2 separate regions of the Homo sapiens genome follow, and region 1 is linked to region 2. Evidence: chromatin loops called from intact Hi-C (ENCODE). Cell type or tissue: heart right ventricle. All regions are shown on one strand. Links, peaks and the distances in the headings refer to the core of each region. The heading gives the core; the rest is flanking DNA.

Region 1 (15,845 bases), core at 3,192-11,191, 73 kb after region 2:
CTGAAAGGTTAAATAGGGTCACAGCAGGAGTTTGTAGCATGACCAGACAAAGAAAGTTCACGAGACAGACAAATAATACCAATATAAGACAGTAGCTGAAGACAGCAGATGTGTAGAAAGAGCAGAAATAAGGGACACCATAGCCTCGTGCCACAAGAGACTGAGGAGATGGTTTCAGGTACTGACTTACCAGATGACCTGATACATGTTCCTTACTGCCCTGTGTCCTGTCTGTAAGTTCATATTGTACTTGAGCTAGTATGTGTGAGCTTCTATTCTTTGTCATTAAATGATCCCTAAAATATTCACTAAGTATAATAGTCAGGAATCAACAGGAAAAGATGGTCCATTCAAACATAGTAACAGAGGAAAGCTTAATAATGGGATTATTTACAAAGAAGGGCAGAGCGTAAGGAAACCAACCAAGAATAATGGGGCACCTCAGGTCTAGCAAGAGCGGGGAGCTGATACCACCCTAGAGCTGAAAGGGCAAGGGACAGGAGCATCTGTCTGAGTCTGGAGAGAGCAGGGACTTTTCGACAGGAGTTGTGGTCATAGGTAGATGGACACAGCCAACTCACAGCAACACAGCAGGAAGGGAACTGGCAGAATCGATATCCTGACCTTCCACTCTGCCTGTCCTCCTGTACCTGTAGATGCCTCTTTTGTCAAACCTACTAGATGACAGAGGGCAAGGTAGCCACTGATACAGCCCATGAGTGGGTGAGAATGGAGAGTGGACTGGAGAGGCAAATGGAAATCATCTAGCACACAAAGTAACTTCTGTGCACATTTGCAGGAAAAAACTGGCTCTCTTCTCCTTGACCCTGGGTAACCTTTTTTTTTGAGACTGAGTCTTGCTCTATCGCCCAGGCTGGAGTGCAGTGGCATCATCTTGGCTCACTGCAACTTCTGCCCCCCGGGTTTAAGCAATTGTCCTGCCTCAGCCTCCCAAGTAGCTGGGATCACAGGTGCCTGCCACCACGCCTGGCTAATTTTTATATTTTCAGTAGAGACGGAGTTACACCATGTTGGCCAGACTGGTCTCAAACTCCTGACCTCAAGTGATATCCACCCACCTCGTCCTCCCAAAGTGCTGGGATTACAAGCATGAGCCACCATGCCCAGCCGACAACCTCTTTTTGGCCCATCTACTAAACTAGAGGTGGAGAGAGCACAACTAAAATTCAAACTTACCCCAGTCAAATCCAGCTTGCTTTACAGATGATTACATTTAATTACATTTAAAATTTATAAGCATCAATTTTTTAATCATAGATTCAAGTTAGACATGGACTTTCTTTTTTTCTTTTTTTTTGTTTTTTGTTTTGAGACTGAGTGTCGCTCTATCGCCCTGGCTGGATGTGTGTGTAGTGGCACGGCCAGGATAGTCTCGAACTCCTGACCTCGTGATCCGCCTGCCTCAGCCTCCCAAAGTGCTGGGATTACAGGCGTGAGCCACCGCGCCCAGCCAGATACGGACTTTCTTTAGAGTTTAGAACTAGAAGTTCTAGGTTGTCTACTTAGAAACACATACAGATACAAACATATGGAAAGCATATTTCATTTTCCTTCAGAATTTCCAAAGCAAGGGTCTTTCCTTATACTTCCTTTCCAGCTGCCCCAGAGCACCTTCTGCAGTGATTCTCAGTGTATGGGAGAAATCGTAAAATAATCAGTGAAGGAGAAAACGCACACTCACAGATGCCACATAAATTAGAAGTTTTCTTTTGGAAGAGAAGCTCAGAAATGTTCTAACTTAAGAATATTATATTTCCTTCCAACTTACCAACTTTCCTAATAAGAGCATGTCTAATCTCAAGTTATGATAGAAACTTTGCACAAGAAGGTTAGATGTTCCAGAACCACTCCTGTGGCTCCAGCGTGTCTTCATCTCCATGGCAGAACCTTCTCAGGGCAGGCATTGGAAGTACCAGCAAGCTTGACTGCATATCACCACCGTCTGTTTTTTGATGAGCAGATAAGATTGGTGATAGGGCCTTTCATTTTTAGGTTGTGGTCAGAAGCCCTGCATCACTGAGTCATAGTTAAAGCTGCTCCTTCTGGAGATGGTGGGAAACGAGTGGGTGTATCCAGCCCACCTCTTCCTAGATGAAAGCTGCCTAAGAAAAAAACACCTCAATACATCTGGCATGAATGAATCGGCACAGATTCCTGTGGTATGGAGAGCGGAGGCTGTGAAGAAATGTAAACTTGTAGACTCTGGGAGATAGTCTGGCCCAAATATGACAAAACAGAAAACACCCTGAAACTGCTGTTTTTAAATTGAAAACAATAATCACAGGATCCAGGATCTCAAAGCATAAGAAAGGAGGCCAGATGAGGTGGCTCATGCCTGTAATCTCAGCACTTTGGGAGGCTGAGGTAGAAGGACCACTTGAGCCCAGGATTTTGAGACCAGCCTGGGCAACATAGTGAGACCCTGTCTCTACAAAAAAATTTAAAAATTAGCCAGGCATGGTGGCATGTACCTGTGGTCCCAGCTACTTGGGAGGCTGAGGCAGGAGGATCACTTGAGCCTGAGAGGTTGAGGTTGCAGTCAGCCATGATTGTGCCACTGCACTCTAGCCTGGGCAACAGAGCAAGATGGATGGATGGATGGAAGGAAGGAAGGAAGGAAGGAAGGAAGGAAGGAAGGAAGGAAAAGAAAGAAAGAAAAGAAAGAAGGAAAAAAAGAAAGAAGAAAGAGAAGGAAGGAAGGAAGGAGAGATAGGCAGGCCTTCCTTCACATCATACTGGTGATATATATGTGAGCTGGGACCACATGAATTTTAACATCCTTCCTTCATGGATGAGAACCATTTGCATGGAAGTGTGATATCCCTACACGAGGTTATAATACTGAAGTTTTTCATCTGCTCATTATGATCCAAGGCTCCCAATACCCAGACTTTCAATTAGCTCTACTTTCTACTAATGGGCATTCATAGGAATGAGCTGATAGCAGCAACAGATTATAATTCTTGGCAGAATCAGTCTGCATGCCTTTCTAATGCTTAGTGCTAAATCATCACTTATATCACCACTATCACAGTTCCGAAGAGACAGGGGATATGGACAAAACTGAGAGGCAGGCGAAGGATAGAGCATCGCTAATGTCAATCTGTCTGACAAGGATGAGACACTAGGCCGCCAAGAAGATCAGTCTAAACAAAACAATGACCACCCATAGCTACAGGTCAGTAAGACCCAGTGAGCTACAGTACACAAAAATCTGTGCCTTCCCTGGAGGTTTGTCCCACAGAAAATAAAAAAAGGATCCAACAAAGGGGATTCAAAGGACTATGCAGGAGAGACTATAGAGTAGACATCATTTATTTATCCTGGCTTTTGTTAGGGTAAATAAAAGCAGAAAACTTCCCTGGTTGGCAAATCTTTCGCACACTCCAGAAATTGCATTGTATATGTCCAGTGACATATTCTCTCTCTAGTGAGGAGATAGAGGAAAGGGACATTTGGAGAGAAGAGTGCCAAATAGGTCTTAGTGAAGTTTCAATCTGTGAGATGAGATTGTGTTGTTCATTCTGTCCTACAGCGGAGACAAACATCTGGCAGAAAATATCTATTAGTGCTTTCTTTGAACTGACCTCTTGAGTGAACAAGGTAGATTGCAAAAGAGTGTTTCTACTATGATTTCATTTTATGTAAAATTATAGATTTGAACACAAATATAAACAAAGATGCGTAGAAAGATGACTGAAAGAATGTTGCAAAAGTATGAAGAGTTATCTCTAGATAGTAACTGTTCAGGGGATTTCACGATTTTCAGCATTGTTTCATTTTCTACAAGGAAGAGGTATTATCTTCATAAATAGACAAAACTAAATAACTTTCTTTAGACTAATCAGAAACCAGCAATATTCAGATATTTTATTATAAAAGGCAAAGGAGAGAATAAACATTTATCAGCTGCCTTCCTTGCACTCAGGACTATGTTTGGCAACAAGCCTCGTGAATTATTATTTTTCCTATTTTACAGATAAGAAACAAAAGTGCAGAGAATTTGCCTAACTTGACCAAGACCTCCACCAGTGTTTTCAACCTTTCAGCAAAGGAGAAATCCCAGAGCCAAGATGCTCTTTCACTCAGCTTGAGAAAGAATCCCAGGGAAAGAGGGAGTTTGGGATGGAAGGCACAAGTGCAGGCCCATCTCTCCAAGTCCCCACTGAGAATCCCTCTGACTACTGGCAGAGCCACATATTGTGAGTCCATTAATAGAGAAAATATTGCCCCCTTAGCTGAGGTGTGGCCAAAACAAATGAGAGCAAGATGCTTTGTGATCTTTGAGTAGCAGGACTAGCTGTGAGGAGTCCCAGTGTCACCCATGACATGTGTTCTGGGGAACATCCACAGTGAAGGCAGCAGAGCCATTATTTGAGGTCTAGTTGAGGGTCACCCCACATCAAAGCACAGTGCTAGCAATCAGGATTACCATGGTAACCACTTGAAATAGCTAAGCTTCTCTGGGCCTCAGTTTCCTCAACTGGAAAGCAAAAGGGTTTGCCTAGAAAATCTTTAAAGTCCCTTCCAGTTCTAGGAATCTATCACTCATGATCTAATCCCAGCCACCACTTCTGTCAGAGTCATTAGACAATTGCCCTAGCACGTTCAACTGGCCCACCAGACATTGCTTCAGGGCCTAAAATTACGTGTGGTAATGCAGAGATGGAAAATCTCTTTTGTAATCTGCGTAGGATTTTGCTACCTACTTAGCTTAGTTTCACAACCCACAATTATCTTTGAAAAACAGACAAGTCAATTTACTCTCTCATCTATGTTCCAGAGGGGGGCCAATCCCACACTCCTCCTTCTTACAGAAAAATCCCCAAATCTCAGATAGGAGTCAGGATAACTCAGGAGATTTGGCAGTATGAGCTTGGAATCTTTCCCACTGGGTCCCAAACACTTTATCTCTTAAGAGCTGCTTTTGTAAGGCAGGCAAGAAAGGCTGAGTTAATACTGAGAATTTATAAATGGTTTTGCAAATTAAACAGAATTCTGTCTCTGAAAGGCAACCAGGAGAGTATTTCTGTTCTCCTGTTATTTGCTCACAAGCAAAAATTCGAAATGCCGATAAAAGCCCCTTAGTGCTTGCAGGTAGCCACTTTCTTATCAAAACAAGACAGAAGAGTAAATTGAACCATCCAGAAAATCACATATCCACCCCTTAATAATATTAATTGAGAAAATCTCAGACAGTGGCAGTGTGGACAATTATAAACATGAGATGCAGATGGCCGAATCACAATAATCAAACTCAATTGCTATTTGGAAAGAAAGAGCCAGGAATGAATTTAAATATGTGGTTCAGTGGTCAATTTCCAATATTTTCTCCTGTGCAATCCATATCCTGCTTTCAAAGGTAGGTGGGCAAAGATACTAAGTCTTCCAGATGGAGGTGGGAGGCCTTCTCTGAGTTGGAAATTCTGCATAAACAGCATCAAGCCACTATCTAGCCTCCCTGAGCATCTCAGTTCACCATGGAGGCACCACGAACTAGAAAAACAGTGACATCCCTCTCTTCTCACCCTTTGCAGGACAACTTGTGGTCCAGAGAAATAGGTTAGAAAACTTCCTCTTCGTGGGCTCTGGAGAATCATTTGTGGTATTCACTCCAGGAAATCAATTTCTGAAGTCTGTTTCATAGACTTTAATGAGTTCCTTATTTAAAAAACAACATTTGGCAATCTCTATTCAAATATATTTCATGCGTTTCTATTGAGTCATTTATTTGACAAACCATGTGCTATCTGCTTCCTTTTTGAAATGCTATATTTTAATTGGGTCAAGGATATGTGTGCTATATTTTTTAGAGAATTTTTTTCATTTCCAGAGAAGAGTTATATCTAAGGGTACATCTTAATCCAACATAGCAAGAGTCTGTTTACCTTCCCCGCCTTAGCATGTTCCACCTTTTAAAGAGGCTAATGAGTGACTCACGTTTTTGGCTGACTTTTCCTTGAATATCAGGTCTTCTCTGAGTGAGCAACTCATCTTCTGCACAGATACTGCATACCCACCCACCCATCCCAGCTTAAATACTGTTTGTCTTGCTTCCACTGATAGGAAAAATTATTCAGATTCTATCTTCCCACTCACTTTAGTTACGAGAATGGGTGAGGTTAAAGAATTTGGTGGCACCAACTGTGAGATTCACCTTTATTGTCTATCCTTTTGAACTGTCTTCCCACTCACTTCTCTAGCTACAAGAACGGGTGAGTTTAAAGAATTTGGTGGCACCAACTGTGAGATTCTCCCTTATTGTCTATACTTTTGAACATCTCACCATTAAGTACCAAAAGATCAGCCAGGCACAATGGCTCATGCCTGTAATCCTAGCACTTTGGGAGGCCAAGGCGGGCCGATCACGAGGTCAGGAGTTCGAGACCAGCCTGGCCAATGTGGCGAAACCCCATCTCTACTAAAAACACAAAAATTAGCTGGGTGTGGTGGCACGAGACTGTAGTCCAGCTACTCGGGAGGCTGAGGCAGGAGAACCACTTGAACCCAGGAGGCAGAGGTTGCAGTGAGCCGAGACAGCGCCATTGCACTCCAGCCTGGGCAACAAAGCAAGACTCCATCTCAAAAAAAAAAAAAAAAAAAAGCACTAAAAGACCCTGACTGCACACTTACAATTTACTTTTTGCAACCATGAATGCTTTCAAATCTGATTCTAAATTCCAAAATCATGCAAGGAACTGAACATACCCGGCAGACAGCAGGAAAAGTTAAAGTTAGAGAACTAGTTACTGTGCTACATGTTTACTGTAAACTGTTTCCTACTTCCTACTTTTGCCTATAATGCTCATCTTCCCCTTCACCCAACTAATCCCCAGTTCTCTCATCCTTAAGGTATTACCTGTTCCAGTAAGTTTCCTCTGTCCCTAACACTCCCCACCTTGGTTGTCTATCATCCTCCATAGCTGTTTACATCTCCGTCATTGCATTTAACGTCACTGTGTTATAATTATCACTTATGGGTCTGTGTCTTCAACAAAGACAGAAACTAAGTCTCTTTCATTTTTGATTGCCCATGCTTGGTCCAGTCTGGCGGATAGAAAGCATTTACAGTGAGAATGAATGGGCATCAACTGCTCTCTGACTCATCTAAGAAAACAAAAACAATTTTAGATTCAAGGCAAAAATGCATTAAACTAGTGAGAAAAATATCTGAAAGTCCTAAGCAGAAAATTGTTTTAAGTAGTACATATGGCTGCTTGTTCTCCCGCGTGCTGGTGCACTTGTTTCACTCTGACTTAAGAGTGGATATTTATATTTGTAGATGACTCCACAAACCCTATCACTTTGGGCTATCACTACAGGTATTTCCATCTCCACTTACACTCACTCCACAACCTTCTCCATCACCTCAAATACATCTCCCCGGCCACCTCCGCCACTATCTTACTTCTACCACCTCAACCTCCTCTACTATCTCAGCCACCTTCCCACCCACCTCCACTACCTCTTTCACCTTCTTAGCCACGACATTCACTACCTCTATTACCTCCATCGCCCCAACCAACTCTTCTACCTCCATCGCCCCAACCAACTCTTCTCCCTCCATCGCCCCAACCAACTCTTCTACCTCCATCGCCCCAACCAACTCTTCTACCTCCATCGCCCCAACCAACTCTTCTACCTCCATCGCCCCAACCAACTCTTCTACCTCCATCGCCCCAACCAACTCTTCTACCTCCATCGCCCCAACCAACTCTTCTACCTCCATCGCCCCAACCAACTCTTCTACCTCCATCGCCCCAACCAACTCTTCTACCTCCATCGCCCCAACCAACTCTTCTACCTCCATCGCCCCAACCAACTCTTCTACCTCCATCGCCCCAACCAACTCTTCTACCTCCATCGCCCCAACCAACTCTTCTACCTCCATCGCCCCAACCAACTCTTCTACCTCCATCGCCCCAACCAACTCTTCTCCCTCCATCGCCCCAACCAACTCTTCTACCTCCATCGCCCCAACCAACTCTTCTCCCTCCATCGCCCCAACCAACTCTTCTCCCTCCATCGCCCCAACCAACTCTTCTCCCTCCATCGCCCCAACCAACTCTTCTCCCTCCATCGCCCCAACCAACTCTTCTCCCTCCACCTTGGATTCACCACCAATTCCTCCACCACCTTCACCACCTTCTTCACCATCTCCATCACCTTCACCCAACCATAACCTCCACCACCAGCTCTACTACTTCCACCTCCACCACTCCTACTACCATCTTTTCCACCCCCTCCACCATCCCTAGCTCCACCTCTATCACTTGTCCCACCTCCATAACCTCCTATGCTACTTCCTCCATCCCCCCACTACATCCTTTACCTCCACCTCCACCTCCATCTCCACCTCCAGCACCATCTCCTCCCCCTGCATCTTCACACTTACCACCCCCTCTACCACAGCCTCCATCACCACAAGTATTTATTCTCTTCAAGAATCATCTTCCTCAAATATATTTGGGGAATATAACAGAAACTGATTTCACCTTCTTTTCTGCTGCTTCACTGTCCCTTGCCTTCTCTCCTGCTCCTGCCACTTTTTTTCTCCTCACATCTCTGCATTCCACAGATATCTTTATGCTGCTCTCCCCCTTCTCCCACTATAAACCTAGCAGAGATTCGGCTCTCAATACATGTTTAGAAGTGAAATTGGTTTTCAAGGCATCCCTGGAAGTTGTGGGAGCTTGGAGCTAAGGTCAGAGGAGGCAGAGAAAAATAAAGCATGTTCTCCCTGTTCTCTACCCCTGGAACCAATATTCTATGCAAGAAGGTAGAGCACAAGCTATTTCACCCACTGAAAATACATTAGCCAAGGTAACAAAACCTAGAAACAAAGTACAGCATAAACTGGGCATGCTGCCTGCTCCAGAGATAAAACTGAAGTCTGGACTGCAAGTCTAAAAGGCCCATCCATTCCCAAATGATTGTGTTCCTTCTATCATTGATGTATGACTATCACAGCAGAAAAAATTATGTAGCCTTAAGTTGTATGTATTTAGGATGTTGGAGAACAACATAGTAAGGATTCCAGGATTAATGAATATAAACATATAATACAAAGAAAATTCATCATAAAAATACAACTCAGCAGGTCCTCTGTCTCCCTTACAGAGACTTTGATGGAAAGGTATGGGGATTTTCGGTGTTAAAGTAGCCACCGGAGGGAAGTAAGTCTGAAGGATGAGTCAAACCCCAGATCTATGGAACACCCTGGAACACAAAGATAAAACAAGAAAATCCATAAAAGTCACTGGAACTACTATTTCCAATGCCACCAAATTGGCTCAGAACTCTTACTGCACTTTTCAATCTTATCATTTAAAAAAGATAGAGAAAAAAAGATAAAGAAATAAAGACATGGATTTTTCAAACAAATGCAAAAGCTTTAGACAGTAAATCTCCGCTCCCAGACTTAAGAACATTCAGAATAATGAGTCAGTTTTGGCCCCAGTTCCTACGTTTTACCCTTTCACAGGATGAGACAAAGAATGAAATATAGAAATGAATATATGAATGAATGAATGAATGAAATATAGAAAAGAGAAAGTTTCTAAAGTTGTGACAATCATCAACATAGAATGCCACGCTGAATGTAACAACTTTACTATGGATGTGATCAAGGTATATATGGGGGAAAATCTTGTTCTCAAGGAAATTCCAGGTATTTTACATCAAATCTCATCTGGTGACAATGACAAGAAAAACACTTTTTTGTGTTAAGGTCCCAGCTCAACACAAAGCGGCCTGCCCAGAACACCCCACCCAAAATAGCACATACCCCCTTTCAACTGTCCTTTTCTGTTTTCTCGCCCAGCTTTATTTTTCCTTCTTTTTCCTATTTATTTCATTTTTCTTATCTATTTATCTCACACCCTGCGTTATTTTTCCTTCTTATCATCACCCAACATAATACGTATTTGTTTATCTACTTATCGTCTCCTCTCACTTTTATATAAACTTCATAAGAGCTTTGACCTCTTCTTGAGCTTCTATTTTTGTTCACTCACAGCGGTATCCCCAGTGCTTAAGATGGTGGTTGGCACAAAACATTTATATTTTGCAGTGAAAAAACTCTATAGGCTAATTAAATAAATGATATCTCTAAATAATATAAACAATTGATAGCACAAGTACAAAATTATATTTTTGTACATTTCCTCAGTTTCAATGCTTCCAGGCAAAGGAAGTCAAAATCTGTGGCTCCGTGTTTGTTTTAGTCTTTCATCCTGTTCTACTTCTAAGTCTATGAAAATGGATCCTGTTCTTTAGTCTCCCAGGCTGCCCTCCATCTTGGCTCTTTTCCCTTGAAGGAGAATAAGAAGGACCAGGAGAGAGACCAGGAGAGGAAAAAATGGCATAAGGGACTATAAAAAATGTTGGAGGGCAAAATTTAGTCTAGAATTTAAAATTTAGTAGGGGCCTGCCTCTACTCCCTGCCTCTTGTTTAAACTAAAAATTTATCTTCCAAGACAGTAAGATGAGACAGGGAGAGATTTAGGAAAAAAATCTATGCTTGGCAACGGATCCCACCTTTCTATCTGTAAGGCTTTGGAATGACTCCATCTGTAGTTCAGGAGTAGAAATAGTCTTTATGAGGACAGGTAATTGTGTATGAAGACTATTAAATGGGAAATTATGTGTGTTAGAATATAAATACAGTATGCAGGAAATAAGAATACATGGCATCTCTGTACACTTGCTTAGATGATGGGTAGAGAAAATACTGGCTACAGAAATTCTGACCCTCAATCCTGAGTGGGAGATTTCGGTGTAGAGGAGCTTGGTGTGTGATACTAAAGTTATCTGTCAAGGTAGGAAACCCAGGGGACAGGGAACATGGCCCCATAGTCTAAATAATAGCTAGTATTTATCAAGTACTTATTATGTTCTAAGTGATTTTACAGGGTTAATTCATTCCATTCTCAACAACAGATCTATGAGGTAATGTTATCAGCCCCATTTTACAGATAAGAAAACTAAGACTCAGAGAGGTTAAATCCCTGGTCCAAGACCACGTGACCAGCAGGAAATGAAGCTGGTCTTTGAACTTTGACGGTCTGATTTTGACACCAACACCGCTGTGCTTAATCCCTGCTCTCTGAGGAGATGCTCTGCCCACACTGGGAGGCTGCTCTAACTGCTGGGGTCTGTCCATTTTAGCTCTACACATCTTAGCTACACACAAGTAGATAAAAATTCCACCAAGAAGGCAGCCCAAGAAGGATCAAAGACGTAGACAGCTTCCACCAGCCATTTGGAAGATCTATGAAGAGTCCCCTACCATGCTGTCCTCCTCCTGCCAACACCTCTGTCGGTCTCACATGTGGCCTCCCCTCTTCCTTCCCTCCCCTGCAGTTCTCCTGTTTAAGAGGAAAGGAGGAGGTAGGGAGAAGGTGTAGGAAGTAGAATTAGCCATAAGCTCTTTAGAGAGCCACAAGCTCTCTCTTCTCACCTGTGAATTACCCTTGACTAGCCTCAGGTGAAAAACAAGTTCAAGGGTGTTCATTAAGATTCTTAAATTCTTTTCAAAACAAATATGTAGGATTTGACAAAGAAACATGTAGTACCTGAAACATTTATGGTTTACTTCATGCTTTCCCTTTACACATGGAAAAAAAATTAGGAAGGATACTCCCACTCCTAGTGTCCTGTTCAGACAAGATGGTCCTTGGAAAAACTGTTAGAACTCCCTGTGCTACACCTTTATAAAGCACAGTTCTTTCCATTCACGTTCATAGAGCCATTTCTCTCAAAGCGGGCACATAGCAACAGCAAGTGCTAGGCTGGGAAGGATTTCACCCTCAACTGCCTACTAAGCCTAGCACTTTCTTCCAACCCTTCACTTTCTTAAATGCAAAAATTAGTTTGGAAGAAAATGTGTATCAAATTGTACTACTATAACAGACACTGTGATATGGCATCCATGTCCTCCCTCAGGAATGAAGGACTTACTACTGCTTATTATCCCTGTTTGGATTGCCTTGGCTGAAAAGAGCCACCTCACTCAAGCCGATGCACCCTTGCTGGCACAGAGCCCATTTAATGACTAGTAGTAGTGGTAGTAGTGGGGTATAAAGTCCCAGCTTTCCCACCGTAACTCCAGACCACTCTAAAGGGTTACCCCAACTTCAAAACTTTCCGTAATGTATCTGCTCTGCAAAGGCTTCATCACAGCCCAGCTTCTGCCTCTGACCAATCCTGCTTACTTCTCTTCCTTCCGTTTCCTTCTACAAATGTTGACCCCAAGGGCACTCTCTAATAAACCTCCTTCATGCTTATCTCCATCTCTGTGTTGGCTTCCTAGGAAACCCAACCCACCATACCTATTAAGCCAACAATTGTAATTACCCCTCATTTCCCAGGTAAAAAGGTTTTAAATCAATAAGTAACTCACACTTACCCTGGCCACACCAGACTAGAGGCAAACATAGACGACATCAGTGATCCTCTGCAAAGCAAAATACCTGTAATTCTAGCCCTGCTCTTTTTCCTGGGTTCTCTTAAATGGGCTTTAGAATGTGCCGCGTAAACCTATGAACTATTCTCTTCCTCTTGACACCTCCATGTTCTCCATGGTATCTGTCGTGCACATCATGGCACTCAGGAGGCTGCTCTGAAGATCAGACTCCCAGGTAAGGATGCGGCTCCAGTTGCTCTATATTCCCAATCATTGTGCCAAAGTTCAGAGAAATCACCTTCAGTCAGGGAGCTGCCTTATATTCTCTATTTTGTCATATTTTCCAAAAATTTTCCACAAACTATAGAAGTTAGGTTTAAATAGGAGAGAGGATTTCTTTATGTTCAGTTGGTATTCTTTGGTTCATTACAGAGCCTCCTACCTGCTATACCACAAAATGAATTCACCAGACACTGGACGAAAAGACATATGAAGTGACACAGGCCTCATACTGAAAACACATTTTTTGAAATCGTCTTTATATATAAAACCTTAGGAAATTTTTAGATATAATTTTTAGTTTACCACATTCACATTGTTTATTTAGTTAGCTTTCATTTTTGTCATTAATTTCTAGTTTTATCACACCATATTCAAAGAACATAGTCTAGATGAAGCTGAGCCTTTGAATTAAACTTCCTCTTTTACTTATACCTACACAGGCCTGAAAATCACATATTTTATGTATTTGTTTGATCTCTTTTCAGATATATTTTATATATTTGCTTTTTCATTTTCCAAAAAGGTTTGTTTTTATTCTAACCATAAGTATTGATCTATTTTTTTCTCTTAAGTCAGTTGTTGCTTTTGATATTTTGAGATCTGTTAGCAGCACATATGTTCATGATGATGGTGTCATATCTCCAACATGTAATGTTTCTTGTCCCTTATTAGGTTTTTCACCTTAAATTCTATCTGCTCTGATATTAAGTGCTACCTATGATTTCTTTGCTTCAGACATAACTGGTGTATTTTTTTCCATTCCTTTATTTTCAATCGGTCTATATCCTTTTGTATTTAAAATTTATGGTTCTTATAAATAACATCTGTCCAGATCATGGGTCTAAAAACTCTTTCTGTCTGTTGGTTGTTCACATTAACTCACTTGTATCTACTATAATTACTGTTACTTTGACACTTTGCTATCTTATTTAGTGCTATTTGCCATGTTTTCCTTTTATTTCTTTCTTTTCTCTTTCTTGGTTTTCTTTAAATAGTCTCCATTTTATTCTGCTGATTTAAATGTCATAATTCTATAGTTATTGTTGTGGTGGTTGCCCTAACTCTTTAACCTATACTTATATTATGCTCATTTTTCCTAACGATGTCTAACATTTATCAATATCTACATCCCTCCCCTGAACAAGAATCTAAGTGTCTTCTCGGCAGCTTCTGATCAGTCCCCACACCACTTCCCAAATGTCTAAGGAGTTAGATGTTTGAACGTGACTGTAAAATTGGTTGTTACTTATTCCTCACACACATTTCAAGTTTGTAATTTCCACAAAACACACTCATAAGCAAAAGAACTCTAGCCTATCTAGTTACCTACCTAATCTTTCCTCTCCTGCCTGGAAACATGCATTTTCCATAGTCAAATCAAGTGTTTCATTTTCCTAAATCCAACTTTAGCCCAGATACCTTGCAGCCCGTGGGATCCCCAAAGGACATCCCCAAGGGAGACGTATACAAAGGAAAGCAAAGTAGTAATTTCTGAACACTCTGTGGTTTCCCTTTTCTTAAGTGACTCAGACCTAATTAGGCCAAGCCTAAAGGAGTTTCTTTGCTCTTCTCTGACTCTTCCCTCTGCCTAAGTTAATCCTTAATCTTACCAGAGTGGAAAGGAAAGCCCCAAATAAGGGGCAAGTACAACCTGGGCAGAGAAAGACAGATGGCAATGGAGTCTGCCTAGTGAAAAGCAGGCACGGGCTAGGACAGCTGTCCTGGGCCCTTAGAGAGGACCCCAGAGAGGGTCAGCTCACCACTCCTAGTACCTGGAGAAATAAACAAAGTGAAGTGAAGCCCACCCCAATATACTCCCCGCATACAACCCAAATGGCATCCTGGGTCTGACTTCCTATCACAAAGGCTGAAACAGGTAAAGGTGTAGAATAGTGACACCTGTGTTTCCTATGCCGTGCAGCTCAAAAACTGTATATTGAACACCAACGATCAATGGAAAAATACAGATGAATGAGACACCATCCCTACCCTGTGAGTGCTCGCAGACAGTTGGAAAAGGCAGATGTATTCAAGGCTGTGAGATACTATGTCATAACGAAAAATTTCTCAAAACTTAGCAATTCCCAAGAAAGTCACTGGGACTCATCATCCTAGGGGTACGAGACCTACTAGAGAGTCAAGAGAGGAAAAGTACTTTCTCTTCTGGACCAATTCCCTAGCATACAAATCACTAAAAAGGCTTCCCTTCCCCCAAATTGTCTCTTTTGCTTTTTACTAATGCTGGAAATTTCTTTCAGTGGAGACAAAGCCAGTCTTTCTGCAATTAGAGAAAACAAGCTTAAAATAGAAGTGCTGTGGGATGGTTAGCATGAGTGGAAATTAGGTCAAACCCATGTGTGAATGACTAATATCAGTTGATCACCAGTTTTGATAGGCGATAGAGGTTAGTGATTCATAAACCCTGGGAGCTGGGAGCCCCAAGAGTCCCACTGAAAGAAACTGGAACACCAAAGAACACAGGCATGTGTTACAATGTTGTTCAGGCTTTGCTCTGTTGATTTCTATTTATTGGAAAAACAACTAGAACCTGAAGCAATATTGCCTGTTTCCTCAAGTCATCTCAGAAGGGACCCTGTTTTGGAATCCTAGTCCCCATCTTCATCCCCTGATATCTAGGACTGTGAATTCATATTCTGAATCCCACAAATCATAAACACCTCTCACCTAGCTCTTCATTCCCAGATGTCTGTCCAGAACTGTCCACATTCCAGTACTTCATCAGCAGATTAACTTGATCATATTATCTACTGATTCACAGTGTGGCCTTAAAATTCCTCCAAGGAGTCTCCAGGCCCTTCGAGGACAATGAGCATCACTTGCGTCTCCCATGCCTGCAATTATCTGATCATTCCTCCATCACAGTAACTTCATCCACAACTGTTCTTTCAGCTCCCCGCATTTGTCCCTTTCCCCAAACAATTAGATCTCCGCGTGGATAGACAGTTGAGATGGAGGGCTTTTTTGTGGGGAGGGGGCGAATCTGATGCCATTTATATCCCTTCAGAGCTCCAGCCTGGTTTAATAATCCCCAAGCACCACTTTGCGTGCGGCAAGGTATAAATATATGCTAATAGGAGGTCTGGCTCCTTGTCACAACACATTGCAGGCTGCATTC
Region 2 (15,845 bases), core at 3,418-11,417:
GGAGTTTTGGTGGGAATGAGGACAGCTTTTCCTCACTGGGAACAAATATACTAGGTACGAGTTGAGTAGTGTATCTGAAATGCTTGGGACCAGAAGTGTTTCAGATTTTGGACTTCTTTTTGGAATTTTGGAATATTTGCACCAAGTTTACTACCCCTAATTTAAAAATTCAAAATTCAAAATGCTGAAAAATTCTAAAATTTTGGAGTGTTGACATAAAGCTCAAAGGAAACACTCATTAGAGCATTTTGGATTTTGAATATTCGAGTTAGGGATACTCCATCTGTACTGAGTTTCCCATCTTCCCCTGTGGCTGCGGCCAGGCCTGGGATATGGCTGCACCCGTCAGTACTCACAGACAGGTGAGCATTAAACAAGATAACACATGAAGCACTTAGCCCAGGGCTTAGTCCATAGGGTAGCTCGGTAAGTAGCAGCTATTATTAATTTTAAAATCACAAGGTTAAAACATTGGCAGAGAACATGAATTGCTCCCCAGTATTCATTTTCCCCTATTTCCTTGGTAATAGAATCGCCAGTTTGTAGCTGGGCACATGGCCACATAGACTAAAGCATATCCCAGCCTCTTGAGAAGCTCGGTGTTTCTGTGTAACTAGGTTCTGGCCAAAGGAGTAAAAGTAGAAGTAGCCACTTCTAGAAAGTGGCCTGAAAGGGAGAGGGCATGTACAAATTTGCCTGTCATGCTAAATGGAATGCAAACACGATGGCTGAAGCTTTAGCAAGTTGATTAAACTATGAGGTGGAACCCATGACATGAGTGGAATGGAGTGGCAAGAGGGAAGAAATCTCTGAGAATCGTGGAGGGCTCTCACAAACCCTGGGTTGATTACCTTCTGGACTCTTACTTCAGAGACAACTTCCATGTTGTTTAAGCCTGTGTTATTTTGGAGTTCCATCACTCACCACTGAATCTAATCCTAACTGATGCAGAAGATAACTTCTAGTTTACCATTCGATACGGGAATCCCCTCTACAACATCTGTGACATCCCTAATGCTAAGTCATCTAACTTTTGTTCCAAGATTTCCAGTTACGAAGTCTTCACTACATCACAGGCAGCCCATTCTTATTTTTTAAAGTTGCCTTTGTATTATGCAGTTAATATGTGAATCTATTGCTAGAAAGTATGTTAAAAGTACAGAATAACACATTTTCAAGCATGAAGGCCCCCATCGTCTCCACCCACTCCCATGGATTTTCTTCCCCAGAACTAACCATGGTCAACAGTCCAGCATGTGTCTTTCTAGTCTCCTCCCAATGCCATTACATACATACAAGTAGTGTAATAGTAATGGAGATACAGAGAAGGGACCAGGTGAAAGAATCCACTGCACTCAATAACTGATTAGATAAGGGAGTGGTAGAATGGAAAAGACCAAGTCAAAAAGAAAATGTAGGGGTCAAGCCTGGGTGAAATTTGATAACAGTGCCATGGACAGTAAGTAAAAGGGAGCACAGTAGGAAGAAGAAGGAAAAAAGGAGAAAGGATGATAAGTCTAGTTCTGAACAGTCATCTCCAAAAGTGGGCTGCAGACCCAGGCAGACATCTAGAGAGGCTGGAAACGTTAGGCTGGAGCTGAGAGTGAGGAATGCCGCCTTGTGCAAACGAGCCAACCGCTGGAGCACACAGGAGCATATGGAAGCACCTGGGGGAGTGGGGAGATGAGAAGAGAGGAGAGCCAGAGGCAGATCTTTGGGGGGAAACCTGCCTTTTGAGGTAAGAGAAAAGGAAACAGAACAAAAAGCAGATAAATAATTGGGAAGGTAAGGGGAGATTTCCTTAAAGTGAGAATGGATTACTTTTTATTAAGCTTAAAATAATGAAGTAAAAGATTAAGAGAGAAAGAAGAGTTTAAGTGAATGAGGCAACTCAGCAGTCTGTAGCTAAATAAGGATGAGGTCACTGGTAAATTTTGAGGGTAGCCGTTTCTCCAAGCAGTGAGGGCAGACACAAGATTACACAAATTGGAGGAGCAGGTGGGGTGAGGGGGAGTGAAGCAGCAAGGCATGTCCCGCTTATTGTCAGGACAGGCCAAACTATGTGGCAATCCCAGAATAAATCCTCAAATCTCAGTGGTTTCACATGATAAAGGCTTACCTTTTGTTCACGTAAAGTCTGATGCAGGTCAAATAGCTTCCTCCATCTTGTAGCTGTACCTTTGGGGGCACATGGCAGAGGAAGCAAGAACAAGGGAAGTAAGACATTGGTTCTTTATTGCCCCAGTGTGGAAGCCACACATATCACCCCTGCTCATGGTTCATCTGCTAGAATGAGTTCCACGGCCTCACCCAAACAATACACCACATAGAACATCTGGTGAACACAGACTGCTGCAGACACCTTGTTCAAGAGATCAGGAAGTTAATAAATGGGGAAAGTAACCAAGAGGAGGGAGCCTGTGTTCATGCAAGGGACAGAGACTGCCGCATATTGAGGGGAGGGAGGACAAAGGTAGAGAGGATTAAAGTTATCGAGGCCTGGAGGAATCCTGAGTCTATCCCCTGATATCATAGTTGGCCCTCTCATCCTTACATCATCTGCCCTTGAGAAGCAACCTGCCTACGATCACCTCACAACCCCTGATAGAAATGTTGCCCACAGCCTTTTTCTACATGTTTTCAAGCACACAAATCAACACCAGAAACCACTCATCCAATAAAGGCTATTGGAATGGATTCAAGACCTTCCTGCAAGGTGAGATAACCATGCCTTACACTCACAGTTTCCTGAAGGCTTTAAAATACATGACTTCGGTTGATCGTTATTATAATGGTATGAGACACATGTGGCCTGTAGAATTATTACTACTATCATATCACCATTCTTATTTTACAGATGAGAAAGCTAAGGTGTAGAGAAAGCAAATGACTTACCCAAGGCCATGTGCTGAAGCTGGAATTTGGTTCTCATACACCCTCTCCTCTGTGAGCAAAATGCTGTCTGATTTGTTCTGTGCTTTTGAGGGCAGATTTAAAATGGTTGATACACCCTGCAGAAAGTGGGCAATGAATAGCTTTGTTATACTTTGTTTATAACAATTACATGAAGGAAACTGTTTCAACAACTTCTACTCCAATTTTGGACTCTAGCTAAGTTTGTATTATATATTTAGTCCCACTTCTATTTGCAAGCAGACTTAAATTGGCATAAGAGGCTGGGAGCGGTGGCTCATGCCTATAATCCCAGCACTTTGGGAGGCTCAGGCAGGTGAATCACCTAAGGTCAGGAGTTCAAGACCAGTCTGGCCAACGTGGTGAAACCCCATCTCTACTAAAAATACAAAAATTAGCCAGGCGTGGTGGTGGGTGCCTGTAATTCCAACTACTTGGGAGGCTGAGGCAGGAGAATCATTTGAACCCGGGAGGCGGTGGTTGCAGTGAGCCAAGATCACGCCACTGTACTCCAGCCTGGGTGACAGAGCCAGACTCCATCTCACCAAAAAAAAAAAAAAAAAAAAAAAAAAAAAAAAAAAAAGGCATAAGAAGTGAATGGCACCGTAGCCCAGCTCCATTCCACATGCACCCTTCTACAGAGGCATTTTGCTAGTGACCCAAGGTCAAACTGGTTGGGCATGATGAGCTGATGGTGTGTGCTGTGCCTGGGCCAGTCCTTTCTCTGTACATCTGTGATGTTTTCTTTTCACTAGGAGTCTCAAAAATGCTACAACATGAAGGAAATGGTGCAGTCACCTCTCACTGGGTGCTAATATGTTCCTGGTGCTTTGTACACACTGTCCCCCTGGGACCTCACAGAAGGCTTGCAAAGTAGTTACTCTCAGTTTACAAAGTTCAGAGAATTTAGGTGAATTATCCAACACTCTGCAGCTACATATAGCATGCCTGGATTCAAAGCTAAGCCCATCTCTCATCAAGGCTGGTGCACTTTCGACTAGCTCACTGAAACTCCTGGCTGAGGAACATGATGGGGAAAATGAAAATAAATAAAAAATAACTGTCTTAGAGCATTGCACGAAATCAACTTTCTAATAGAGTCTATTTTCTCAAGGAAAGTATACAGGGAGGAAGAGGTGGATGGGTAGATGGATGGATGGAGATAGAGAGAGAGAGAGAGAAAGAGAGAGAGAGAGAGATGGATGCTGTAGATACTCTCCGGCACATCTTATACCTGCTTTAAATATCTGAAGCTACGTTGTCCTATGTTTTCAGAGCCATTGATCAATGCCAGGATGAGCCCAGGACAGGGCCCTGGGAAATGGCAGCCAAGAAGTGAGAGAAAAGCAAGAGAGAGGTGCCCCAAGCACCAAGAGCAGAGAGGAGATCCTATTGCTTTCCCTACCAACATCCCCAGTCTATTTAACAGATTGCTTTTAGATTTTTATTTTCTTGTAGTGATTTAAACACTTTAAATATTTGTATTTGGAGATAAAGGAAGAATTCCAAAGGTTTTGCATAAAATAACCATCATGAACCTGTTTTTCATTTTTTCTAAAGCCTGTCCTGGGCTACAGGGGTGAAGACACTTGGCCACTGAGGCTCAGGCAGGTCCTTTTCCGTGCTGCTTGCAGGAAGGAGATGGCAGCCCCACATGGTAGAGGCCCTCAGCTCCTTTGCTTCCTTGGCTACCAGAGCCTATTTCCAGCTTCACCTCACAGCCATGTGTGAACACGGCCCCGATGCCTGGAACAATCTCTGCGCCCACATTTGCGTGCCAAGGTGTGTGTACGTGAGGCCCTGCTCAGGCTGCGATGAAAATGCGAAGCACCTACTATTTTCAGCCTGAGCAGCTGCCAGGGCTTCTCAGCCAAGTTGGTGGAGGCAGCTCTCCACGCCCAAGCTGCCTGGTGTGAAACATGAAGAAAGCATCTGGGGTGGTCAAAACCTTCAAGCTTTCTGGAAACATGAGTTTCCAACACTCCACTTCAGTGTTATCCCTACAGAAACAGATACCTTTCCTTTTTACCAAAGCTCCTTGGAAGGAGCCACAATGGTAGTTTTATCTTCCACAGGTTTCTCTGAAGTACAGTGTGATGGAGGGACAGGGGTTGGCCTCTCCCCACCCCAGGCTCCCAAAGCATATACAGATTCAGGATGCTACAGGGAGAAATCGGAATGCTGTGTATGATGGGTACTAGCTCAGAGTCCCAGCCTAGGCAACAACTGACTCCCAGAGCAGGACTTGGGGGAGCCATTCTGTTCCCTCCCAACCCCAATTTTAAGATATGGCTCAAGTCACTGAAGGACCAGGATTTCATTTCCCTTTGTCCTAAAATGACTCCAAAAGAAAGAGTGAAAGTCATTGAGTTCAAAGAGGCCCCTTGGAAACAGGTGTGGACTATGAGGAATAGGCCAATGGGGTCCCTGGCTGGCCCTCTGAATAGGATACCCACCTAAAAGGCTTTGCCTGGGTCCTGTGGGTCCAGCCCACACCTGCGGGGAGATGGAAGGTCGTGTACTTCCCGTAAAAGGATGTGAAGCACAGTGCTTTAGCAAGGGATGGTCCAAGCCAAGACATGACGTGCCTGGAGAAACAACCGAAGTTCCACCCCTAAACCAAAGATAAGTTATGCTACTTCCGCCAGTGCCCTCCTCCCAGCAGAAACCTGTTAGTTTGACAAAACAGAAACCCAGTCCAGGCCAAGGCCAACCTAGCTGCCTGTAAATGGGAAAGGAATCTATGGGTGGGGAAGGGAGGTGGCAGAGGGTTCATTTCAGGCTCCCATGAAAGAGAAAGCTGGTCTTTAGTGCCTTGGCCACCATTTCCACGCTGCCCTCAGCACATTCTGTTGCCCTAGCCTAGCCATTACAATTGCCCAGTGGCCTTTCTTGGGCTACAGATCTTTGCTTTGTTCAACTGAGGAAAGCAGAGACATTCAGTAACACAGAAAGTAACCCGACAGAGCTGGCTCAGAGCCTGGATCTGCTGACTTCTAGCCCCATGGTCTTCCCCAACAGAATGTAGATGACCCACCCTGTCTCTTCAGTCACAAAGGGCTCTATTGACAAAAATATCCCCAGGACCTCTGCGACGGCACTCAGTAATGTAATCATTTCTCTGAGTTGACTGAGATTCCAACTTCAAGGACACGTGACGAGGTGATGGCCAGTCACCTGACTGGTGATCCTTTCCTCTTTCTTTAGGAGTGAAATACAGGGGAGAGAGCACCTTCCCACTCAGTAGTGAAGCTGAAGCAAGAGGCCCAAAGTGACTGGGCTAAACGTCATGCAGCAGGAGGAGCTGGAGGTGAAAGAAGACACCCAGTGCACCCCCCTGTTCACAGCAAGTCTCATTTCTCACCCCTTCACCTTGCAGATGGTGAACACATATCTGCCAGCCCTGCGCCCAGCATCCCAGCCAAAGTGCTTTTCCCTCCCACTCCCTCACTCTATAGAGATGCACCATCCCAACCCTGCAAAGGGCCAGCCAGCTGATGCATTAAGTTCCAAGGGCAGGAGCCAGGCTTTTTAGATTCTTGCCTCCAGTAACATTACGTGACCTCAAAGTTTTAACTCAAATAGAAGTTTTTTCAGAAACAAGGCCTCACTCTCTGTCATCCAGGGTTCAGTCTGGAACTCCTGGGCTCAAGCAATCCTCCCGCCTCAGCCTCCTGAGCAGCTAGGACTACAGGCCTGTGCCACCATACCTGGCTAATTTTTGTATTTTTTGGTAGAGACGAGGTCTCAGCATGTTGCCCAGGCCAGTCTCAAACTCCTGGCCTCAAGTGATCCTCCCGCCTTGGCCTCCCAAAGTGCTGGGATTACAGGTATGAGCCACCGTGCCCGGCTCAAGTAAAAGTTTAAACCAGGGCTGAGGAGTTGCGGGGCAGGTAGGACAGGAGGCTGGCATCTCTTGGAAGTTGTACTGCCTCCCTGGGAGGAGGTCTTGTCGCTCACAGCTGCACAGGAGGCTCTGTCCGCAGGCCCAGAGCCCCTCCGGGTGTTTCTGTCCAGCACTAAGCTCCTTTGCCCCTAAGTATGACAGGTCACTGGAAGCCTCTTGAAACACTGAGCGAAATCTGCCGCCTGACACGTTCTCCCTGGCTAGTTGGCTGCTTTGCATGCCTATGGGGCAAGCAGGCTATTTTTGCGCGGATTTCATAACCCCCTTTGTAGCTGCTGTGGCTGCTGATTGCACATGTGTTTCCAGCTCCACTCCCGTGGTGAGAATGTTTACAGAAACAGGCGCGTTGTCAGAGAATGTAGAGAAAGCAGGATTGAGAGATTAAGAGCACAATTTCCATGTCTAGACATAGTTCACGCAGCCGGCATCTGCTCCAATCAGGGTCTCCAGAACTCAGCAACTTGTGCTGATCACTCTCTTAACCACTTATCCCATCTCTGAGAACTTGACTATGAAATCTTCCAAGGCAGTGACAAGGCGTGAGAGGGGCTCTCAGATGTCTTTCCTGAGGATAAATCCAGGATGGATTTCTGAGTGTTGTGATAGGAAAACGATCAAAGCATCAGAAAAATCTGCAAACATCTGCATACATTTTTCTTTTTGTGATCTTAAACTGCAAGCCCAATTCCAGCCTCTGTGACAGGCTGCCTCTTAGTGTCTGGACTGGTAGGGTCGTCTTTATCACTACGTTTGTTGCTTATTTATCGATCCCAGTCTGCTTTCTCCTTTGCTTACCTTCTCACTCTTGTCAACCCGGTGACGAGTCTGCTCACCTACTGTGCTTTTAATGTATCCTGTTGCTCCTCTTTCCCACCTTTAGACACTATGCCCAGGCTCTGTCAGACCCCACTGTTATATTCTGTTCAATTCAGCTTTCACTTTCAGCCCCACCATGTTAAACAATCCTTTCTGCCGATCCTTTTTTGAACCTTTGATTCTGTTTGTTTCATGCCCCTTTCGTCCTAATCTTCTCTCCTGGCTCCCATCATTTCTGGTGTTAGGATTGCCCATCATAAGCTACCTTGGGCAGGATCTGTATCTGACTTAGCCTTGTTTCCGTCACAGCCTTCTTGGAGGACGTTTTCAAGAACAGTAATACCAGCCACCCGTCAAGACCAATGTAGCGGGCACTGAACTAATGCTCCACATGCACTTTTCAATTTTCTCTTAATCCTCATAATAATCTGCTGAGGAGGTTGCCCAAGTTTACCCATAAAAAAGCTGGGGTCTAAAGGGGTAAAGTTGCTTGCCTAGTTCATCGGTGGCGGAAACAGGCTTCAAATTTAGGTCTGCTCGACTCTAGAGCCTGAACACCTAGGTATCACCCTCACCCTCTTGTGAATGTATATTGAAAGAATCTGGGATGAATAAATAAATACTCAAGGCCCACAGCTTTCCAGCCATTTTGCTTCTCACATATATGCTCTGGCTCTTTTCTAACTCTCAAGGAAAGCAGAACCCTGCAAAGAGATCTAGGATGTAAACTCAGAGACCAACCTCATTCTCCTTAATCCCACACCCATCTCCTGCCAGTCCACAGTCCTGGGGCCTGTTACCCAAGAGGACAGAGCTTCCGTGCTTTGGCAGGGGAATGTGATCTCAGTCCCTTTTTGGAGGCTACCCCTGGGGTGGATGGTGGGGTGATGTGAAAAGGCATGGAGGGCAACTCAGGAACAACCGCTGCTGTTGTCCTCCCAGCCCAAGCTGGCCCATGCGTAGCCTGGGGCCATGGCCCAGAATCAGCCTTGCTGCCTGGTTTCTCAGGGTCACTTCTATTCAGGAAGAATTTCCCCCAGGTCCTTCCAGGTGGTCGTGCCAGTGCCGGTCACTTCAGGGGAACAGAGATGCAAGACACGGAAAAGGGCTATAAAAGATGATGGGGTAAGTGTCCACAGCATCTCTCTCCCCCTGCTATTTGAGGAGAATGCTAAATGTCCACAATTTAACTCTTCCTACCCCTCCTAAAGAGGAAGTATTCTTACTTTCTAGAAAAGACGCGAAGTGGCCCAAACAATAAAAGAAATAACAGAGGAGGGAAGGGAAAAGAAAGCAGGGAGCTGTGGGTTGATAAGTGACCTAGATGGTTCACTGTGGCTTCCAGAGGCTGGAGGACGGAAAAGAGGAGACAAGTGAGATCTGCCCATGTGGCTTAGGAATTGGATCCTGTTTAATGAAGAGACTGTTGTAAATAATGAATTCTTTAAAAAAAAATTAGCTGTACTCTGCAGAACTGTGTTGCTTTAGATATGGTTCCATGCAAAAACTAAGTCACATGTTCATACTCTTCAAAAAATAGAGAAAGAAGTGTTTTGGACTCCTTGGTATCTTTAACGTAGGACAAGAATCATCACTTTGAAGTCATGGTTCGCAGGGTTGCTCTCTTGATTTCTTGATTCCTGGCTTCTTGCCCTTCCTCCTCCCTACATAGACTAAAAGTGGAGAAGGTAGTTCCTGGAGGACAGGAAGGGGTTTTGATGCACAGTTGTGAGCCCAAATAAGTGCAAAGTAAATAGTTATTAAGAATCCAAGTATCAAAAGTTTCATGTGTCATGAGCTCACAAAATTATGTCATGTAAAAGAAGGATATCATATAATCTCAATTTTCAAAAAAGAAAATATGTACACATACATGTAAAATATAACAGTGGAGTTCTGAGTGTACTTTTGTTTTCATTATATTTTATTTTTGTATTATCCAAATTTTTTATAAAAAAAAATGTAGTTTCCCCCAGAAAACACTTTTTATAAAGGCAAGAAAATTAAATTCTGATGCATTTGGATGATAGGATAGGTCTTTTCAAAAGAGAGGAATAGCCTGAACATAGACCTAAGATCCTCAGAACTCACCAGGGAAAAAAATACTGAAGAAACCACTCTTCTTATTCATGGCACCTTCCTGGTAATGATAGGACATTCCCTGCTGGTGGGTTAGCTGGTTTACAAAAGAGAGTGGATGCACTCTCCCTTTAGCAAAGAAAACATATTTATTGTTAATTACTTAGACCAACAAATGTCTTCAAACCTGAAGAAATACTCCTCTTTAGATCAAGTAGAGCAGTTTTCTTGTAACTTTCTTGATATTTGTCACTCTCCACTTTGTATTGCATCAATACAGAGGGAAAGACAAGACAACTGAAATTAAAGTGAAAAGATATACATTCAAAACCTGGCTGTACTACTTACTAGCTCAGAGACATCAAGCAAGTCATTTATCCTTTCCAAATCTCACATTACCTGCCATTCAAGGAATGCAATACAATAAGGGTAATTAAAGGGAAAGGAAGAAAAAAATCAGAACCAAGAAAAGGCAGAAAGAGCACATACACTCCTTACAAGGGTGGATATTGTTTTTATTTTTGAGCAACAGCTTTACTCTGCATTTCCGGACATCCATTTTTGTTGTTATCCAACATCTGCCCACCGATATTCCTTTTGAAGACTACCCCATTAATCTTGAGAGTGGCTGGTACTCCCTCTAAGACATCGAAAGGGACTAGCTTTCCAAACTGAAGCCTTTGGCTAATCAGAAACTTTTCCAGGACTTGAATGTAGAGTGACCCAACATCATGAAGGCAATTGCACGTCTTACTCAACCTGGCCCAGCAGCAAGAGAACCAGTTCCTGTGACCTCACTATCCAGAACTCTCTTGGTTCCTATGTGCTTCCCAGGCTTGGTTTTTGAGCATTCCATCTATTTTGTGAGCCTCGCTCTGATTGTGCAACATTCCTTGAATGGCAGGTAAAGCAAACTTTGGGAGGCTTTTGGGTTTGTTTGTTTTTTTTTAAGGAATTAAGTAACAACATTTTAATCAATAAATATGAACATGTGTTTGTTAACCAGTTATTATTTGGCAGAAAAAAAAAGTCATTTACAAAGAATGCAAAAGATAACACCACCTTGAAAACAAAGTGCCAAAAGTCTTTGCCATAAACATTTCCTCACTTATAGAACTAGAAGTAACAAACATTTATTCAGAATAAGGCTTGAAATAATCTAAAAAGTTCCAGATATATTTTAAAGCTGTAACAGATTATTTTGCATGTAATGCCAAAATAGATTATTTTGCACATAGTAGACTATCTGACAACCCAATGAATAAATGATTGAATAGATGAATTGTTGAACATCAGAGAAAGTGAATACTTATGTTCACATTATGGGCCAGGCCTATATTCAACTCTTGGTCTTCTCCTGCCTCACTGTCCCTTGCTCTTCCAAGGGCCTTGGACAGGGGACTTTCAGGTAGGGCTGGAATGGTAAGGTGTAAAGTGAAATTTGAAAAGGATAAATGACTTGTCCACTGCCCCTGAGCTAGTCAGTGGTACAGCTTGGTCCTGAATCATCCTTTCAACAAATTCCTCTTTTCTTTTTCTTTTTTTTTTTTTTTAGATCAAGTCTCACTCTATCGCCCAGGCTGGAGTGCAGTGGTGCGATCTTGGCTCACTGCAATCTCTCCCTGGTTCAAGCAATTCCCCTGCCTTAGCCTCCCGGGTAGCTGGGATTACCGACGCATGCCACCACACCCGGCTAATTTTTTTGTACTTTTAGTAGAGAAGGGGTTTCACCATATTGGCCAGACTGGTCTCGAACTCCTGACCTCAGGCTATCTGCCTGCCTTGGCCTCAAGGGCCTGTAATCCCCAAAGTGCTGGGATTACAGGCATGAGCCGCCACACCCTGCCACAAATTCCTCTTTTCTGACTGCAATAGCCAGAATCGATTTCTGTGGTATGCAAACTAGAACCTTGGAAAAAAATAGAAACATAAGTTACACAGTTCTCAAATCTGGAAAAAAAAAAAAAAAAAAAAAAAGGATATAGACCATTTCCTCACAAGAGACAATGCTTTTTTGGGACTAAATTCAAAAAGTAACTCTCAAGGGGGAAGACACATGGAGGAGAGCCTTAAGTCATTCAATAGATCATGTACTTATGATGACCAGATAGTCTTTAACCTGGTATTTTATGTCTTGTTAACCCCGGCCTTGTTCATAAAAGTATCTACTATAATTTTGCTGAAGGAAGGACTAAACGAATGAGGATGCTTTCTAGAAACTTTTCTCAGCTGACATTCTCAATTGGTGTTCAACCACCCTTATCTAGAGGAGACACAGGATTTCCATAACAATACCTAAGACCCTCTTCCTCCTCAGCTCCAACACCCACCTACAAGATTGGCAGATCCTACATAATTACCCACACAGTGAGCACTTTCTATTTCTCCTGATTCTTCATTCTTCTTCCCTACCAGCAAGTTTATATCCTGTCAGAAATTATTATTTGTGCTTCTCTTTCCTGCACCTAGTCCAAAGCCAAAGGTGAAAGGTGATGGGAGTGAGCAGGAGGTCATGGAGCTTATCCCTGAGGACCTACATGGAGGGCATCTTGGAAGTTCACCGAGAAGAGCCGGTGGGCAGGATCAGGCAAAGTAGGGCTGGGCCCTCTGCTCCCTCAGCTCAGGAGCCCTTTTCCTGCCTCTCTAGTGGGTTTCATAACTCCATAGAAGATGATTCTGAATGCCAACCAAATAACTTCACACAATTAGAATGGCCAGCCAGACCTAAAATACAGAAGTCTAAAACTACTGCTCAGTGGGGCCTGTCAATGACATCAACAGGAGACAGACACCCAGGTTATCATTCTGCTAAGACCTTGCCTTTTACCCATCCTGCTGCTAAAGGAAGTTTTCTCCTTCTACGTTGAGTCATGTTAATCATAGATTCCCATTTTCTTAAACTTCTAATTTAAACTGTTGAGATTGCAAATCTTTAAGATTCACAATCAACTGGACCAATAATCCAATAGTATCTTCTACAAGAGTATTCTTCTTTAGGAGAGCTGGGCAGTGATGATGAACTAGTAGTATTCACCCTAGTAGGTCATTGCCTGGAGTCCCTGGGAGGCATTAGATTCCTGACATAAGTTGTGTTTCCTCAGATACCAGGAAAGGCTAGAGCATGGCAATAGCATTCTGGAAATAAAAAGTATCACTGCCTTCTCCCTCCTGCTCCTGTCCCCCACCACCCCCAGTTTCCTGCACAAGCCTTGTACAAGTGGGGAGAGCAACTTGCTCAAATCCAGACCCAGAAGTAAGGAATAGACCCTGGCATCCTAACAAGGCTGGAACCTGCTACACCAGAGTGCCTGCTTTTCATTGAGAAATACAAAGAAGCAGCAGCTCCTCCTTTGGCCCGAGGCCAACCTCCACAGTAGAGTCAAAATGTTCTATCACCCCTGATGCAAAGCATCTCAATCCCTGCTGAGTGGCTGGAGAAGCAGTGGGAGCAACTCAGCCTGGCAGGATCTGTATTTCACTGTCTCCCTATTATGGAGTAATATAAAAATATGTTACAGCAGCATCAGGCAAGCAAAGCATTACAGGAGGTCTGAATTCAAGGCCCGGTGTCACCTCAGCTCATTAGCTTTTCTATGGATGGCAAGGCAGATTCCCTTCCCCCTTGAACAAGCAAGAGACTCACTGTGTTGAGCCTTGCTCACCAAGTCAAGGCAGATCTCCAGGAAAATAGGCCTGCTGATGTGGAAGAAAAGAAGGCAAGCCAGAGCAAGGGGCCACCGGTGGCCTACAGGGGAGCCTCCAGGGCTGACCCCTTTGCTTTTCCTATTTAGCATTTATTTGAACTGAAATTTACATGTTTGGCTTCAGTCCAAGAACTAGCATTTTGTGAGAGAGCCTGAACCCAGCTTATTTTAAGTATATAATAATGACAACTAGAGGGACTTTTTGTCTGGCATCCTTCAATTTCCCAGAAAGGGAGAAAGGGATGTAAACTTACCTGCTTGCCCCACAAAGCTATTACTATCACATGTCCAGCCATCTCTCTCAGTGATGTTTTTCAGAAAGCAAAGGTTTAAATGAGTAGAGAGGAAAACCTTACCTGAACAAATGACAATTTTACAAATGTTGAGTTACATGAGTTCTCAGGTGTCTGAGAAGCTGGGTAAATATGTACCAAGCCTGAACAATGATATAGCTGTGGTTTTTCCATTTGAGCCAGAAGATGATGGACATCTCTGGATGGCACTGTATCCAGTGGTTGCTCCCATTTCTTTTCACAAAGGAATCACAATGAAAAGGCAAAAATGGCATTTTCAGTGCCTTGTTTGACAGGGTTAGGGAGGTGGGATGGGATGGCCATCCTGACCACAGGGGCATGGGAAGGAGAGTGGTAAGGAGGAAGAAAACAGAATTGTACACCTGAACACAGAGTCAGGAAGCACTTGTCATTGTGGCCACTTTAGCCACTCGCCCACATACATCACCGTAATAACCACTCAGTGGGCTTGGACAAAAGACAAACCCAAAAGTGGTGTGCAAAGGGTTTTGACCTTAAATACTTCACATACGAATTTACTTCCTCAAGAACTTTATCAGGCTGCTGCCATCTTCAAAGAACCTCAACATTATTGTCACAATCCTTAAATCAATTTGCAACAGGCACTTGAAGCTCTCTCAGAGACGAGAAGTGCATGGTTTGTTTGTCCTTCTCTATTGACCAAGTTTTGACTTTCTAAAATACTCTCCCTCCTTGAAAGTGGATTTCAAAAAGTGTTCCAGTTACAATTCTTTTAGACTCTGATCCTCTCCCAGATGTATAAACAAATATGTATATTAAACATCCTGTTCAAACAAAGTAGGGAAAACAGGCTAAGATTATGGGGCAGGGAAGCAGCAGTCTCTCTTTCAGTGCCTCTTTGCCATCCCCTACCTTGTGTCCATTAGAACATCTTCAAAATTACATGAGACTCATTGCAGCTTCTTCCTAAAACAAGGCTAGTGACACTTTAGCTCTAAGATTCCAAAATCATTTGAAGGAATAGCCTGTAGAACCAATCCTCTGTATCTTTGCATCTCAGATTGAATACTTCCAAAAATAAGCATTAAAACATATAGGCACCACTTATTATACTTTTATTAACTCACATAATCTATACAACCTCATTGGGAATGGGTATCCTTACACCCAATCAAAAGGTCATGAAACTCAAGCTGAGAGAGGTTGACTGTTTTAGCTAAGGTCACACAAACAATACATGGCAGAGAGGGGCTTGAATCCAGACCCTCGGCCTCTTTCTACCATGTCATAGCTGCCTCTCAAATGTGTCACAGGAGACCTAAATCTAGTAAACACTAAAGTGCAACAAATATCACATTCCCCTATGGGCTCCCCATCTTGTAAGATGCAAACTCCAAAGCCTCTAGAGGCCAAGCTCTGTGGAGCCCTAGAGAACTGCAGAGCAACTGCATCCTCTAAAGAGGTGGTTGCAACACAGTTCTAACACAAGGTGGCTATAAGAATGAGGAGTTCAGTGGCTGGCAAGATGGCTGAATAGGAACAGCTCTGGTCTGTAGCTCCCAGCAAGATCAACGCAGAAGGCAGGTGATTTCTGCATTTCCAACTGAGGTACCTGGCTCATCTCATTGGGACTGGTTAGACAGTGGGTGCAGCCCACAGAGGGTGAGCCAAAGCAGGGTGGGGTACTGCCTCACCCGGGAAGTGCAAGGGGTTGGGGAACGCCCTCCCCTAGCCAAGGGAAGCCCTGAGGGACTGTGCCGTGAGGAACGGTGCACTCTGGCCCATATATTACGCTTTTCCCATGGTCTTCCCAACCCACAGATGAGGAGATTCCCTCCAGTGCCTACACCACCAGGGCCCTGGGTTTCAAGCACAAAACTGGGTGGCCGTTTGGGCAGACACCTAGCTAGCTGCAGGAGTTTCTTCATACCCCAGTGGCTCCTGGAATGCCAACAAGACAGAACCATTCACTCCCCTGGAAAGAAGGCTGAAGCCAGGGAGCCAAGTGGTCTTGCTCAGCAGATTGCACCCCCACAGACCCCAGCAAGCTAAGATCCACTGGCTTGAAATTCTTGCTGCCAGCACAGCAGTGTGAAGTGGACGTGGGACTCTCGAGCTTGGTGGGGGGAGGGGCGTCTGCCATTACTGAGG

What was found. A loop is a pair of places that touch in the nucleus more often than their neighbours do. Peaks named below come from ENCODE experiments on the same cell type or tissue, not always from the same donor. Only the 100,000 strongest peaks of a DNase experiment are listed, where the experiment ranks them.
Region 1: a loop joins it to region 2, with 1.9 times the contacts of the local background. A loop is called at or near these places in 3 of 110 quality-filtered maps.

What each region holds. Positions count from the first base shown.
Region 1 is chr14:34,197,698-34,213,542 of GRCh38, forward strand. LOC102724945 (a long non-coding RNA gene) reads right to left here and starts at 6,031. Exons shown (of 9, transcript XR_001750942.2): 1 at 5,962-6,031. In heart right ventricle, for the core only: no CTCF peak of the experiment used is centred there; no DNase peak of the experiment used is centred there.
Region 2 is chr14:34,124,134-34,139,978 of GRCh38, forward strand. It overlaps LOC102724945 (a long non-coding RNA gene), which reads right to left. Exons shown (of 9, transcript XR_001750942.2): 3 at 2,896-3,011; 4 at 2,120-2,178. Among named protein-coding and RNA genes, the nearest start is that of EGLN3-AS1, 92 kb to the left of the region's middle. RefSeq lists enhancers at 14,910-15,729, 15,730-15,845. In heart right ventricle, for the core only: no CTCF peak of the experiment used is centred there; DNase peaks (open chromatin) are centred at 4,688 and 7,058; H3K27ac peaks cover 3,113 bases.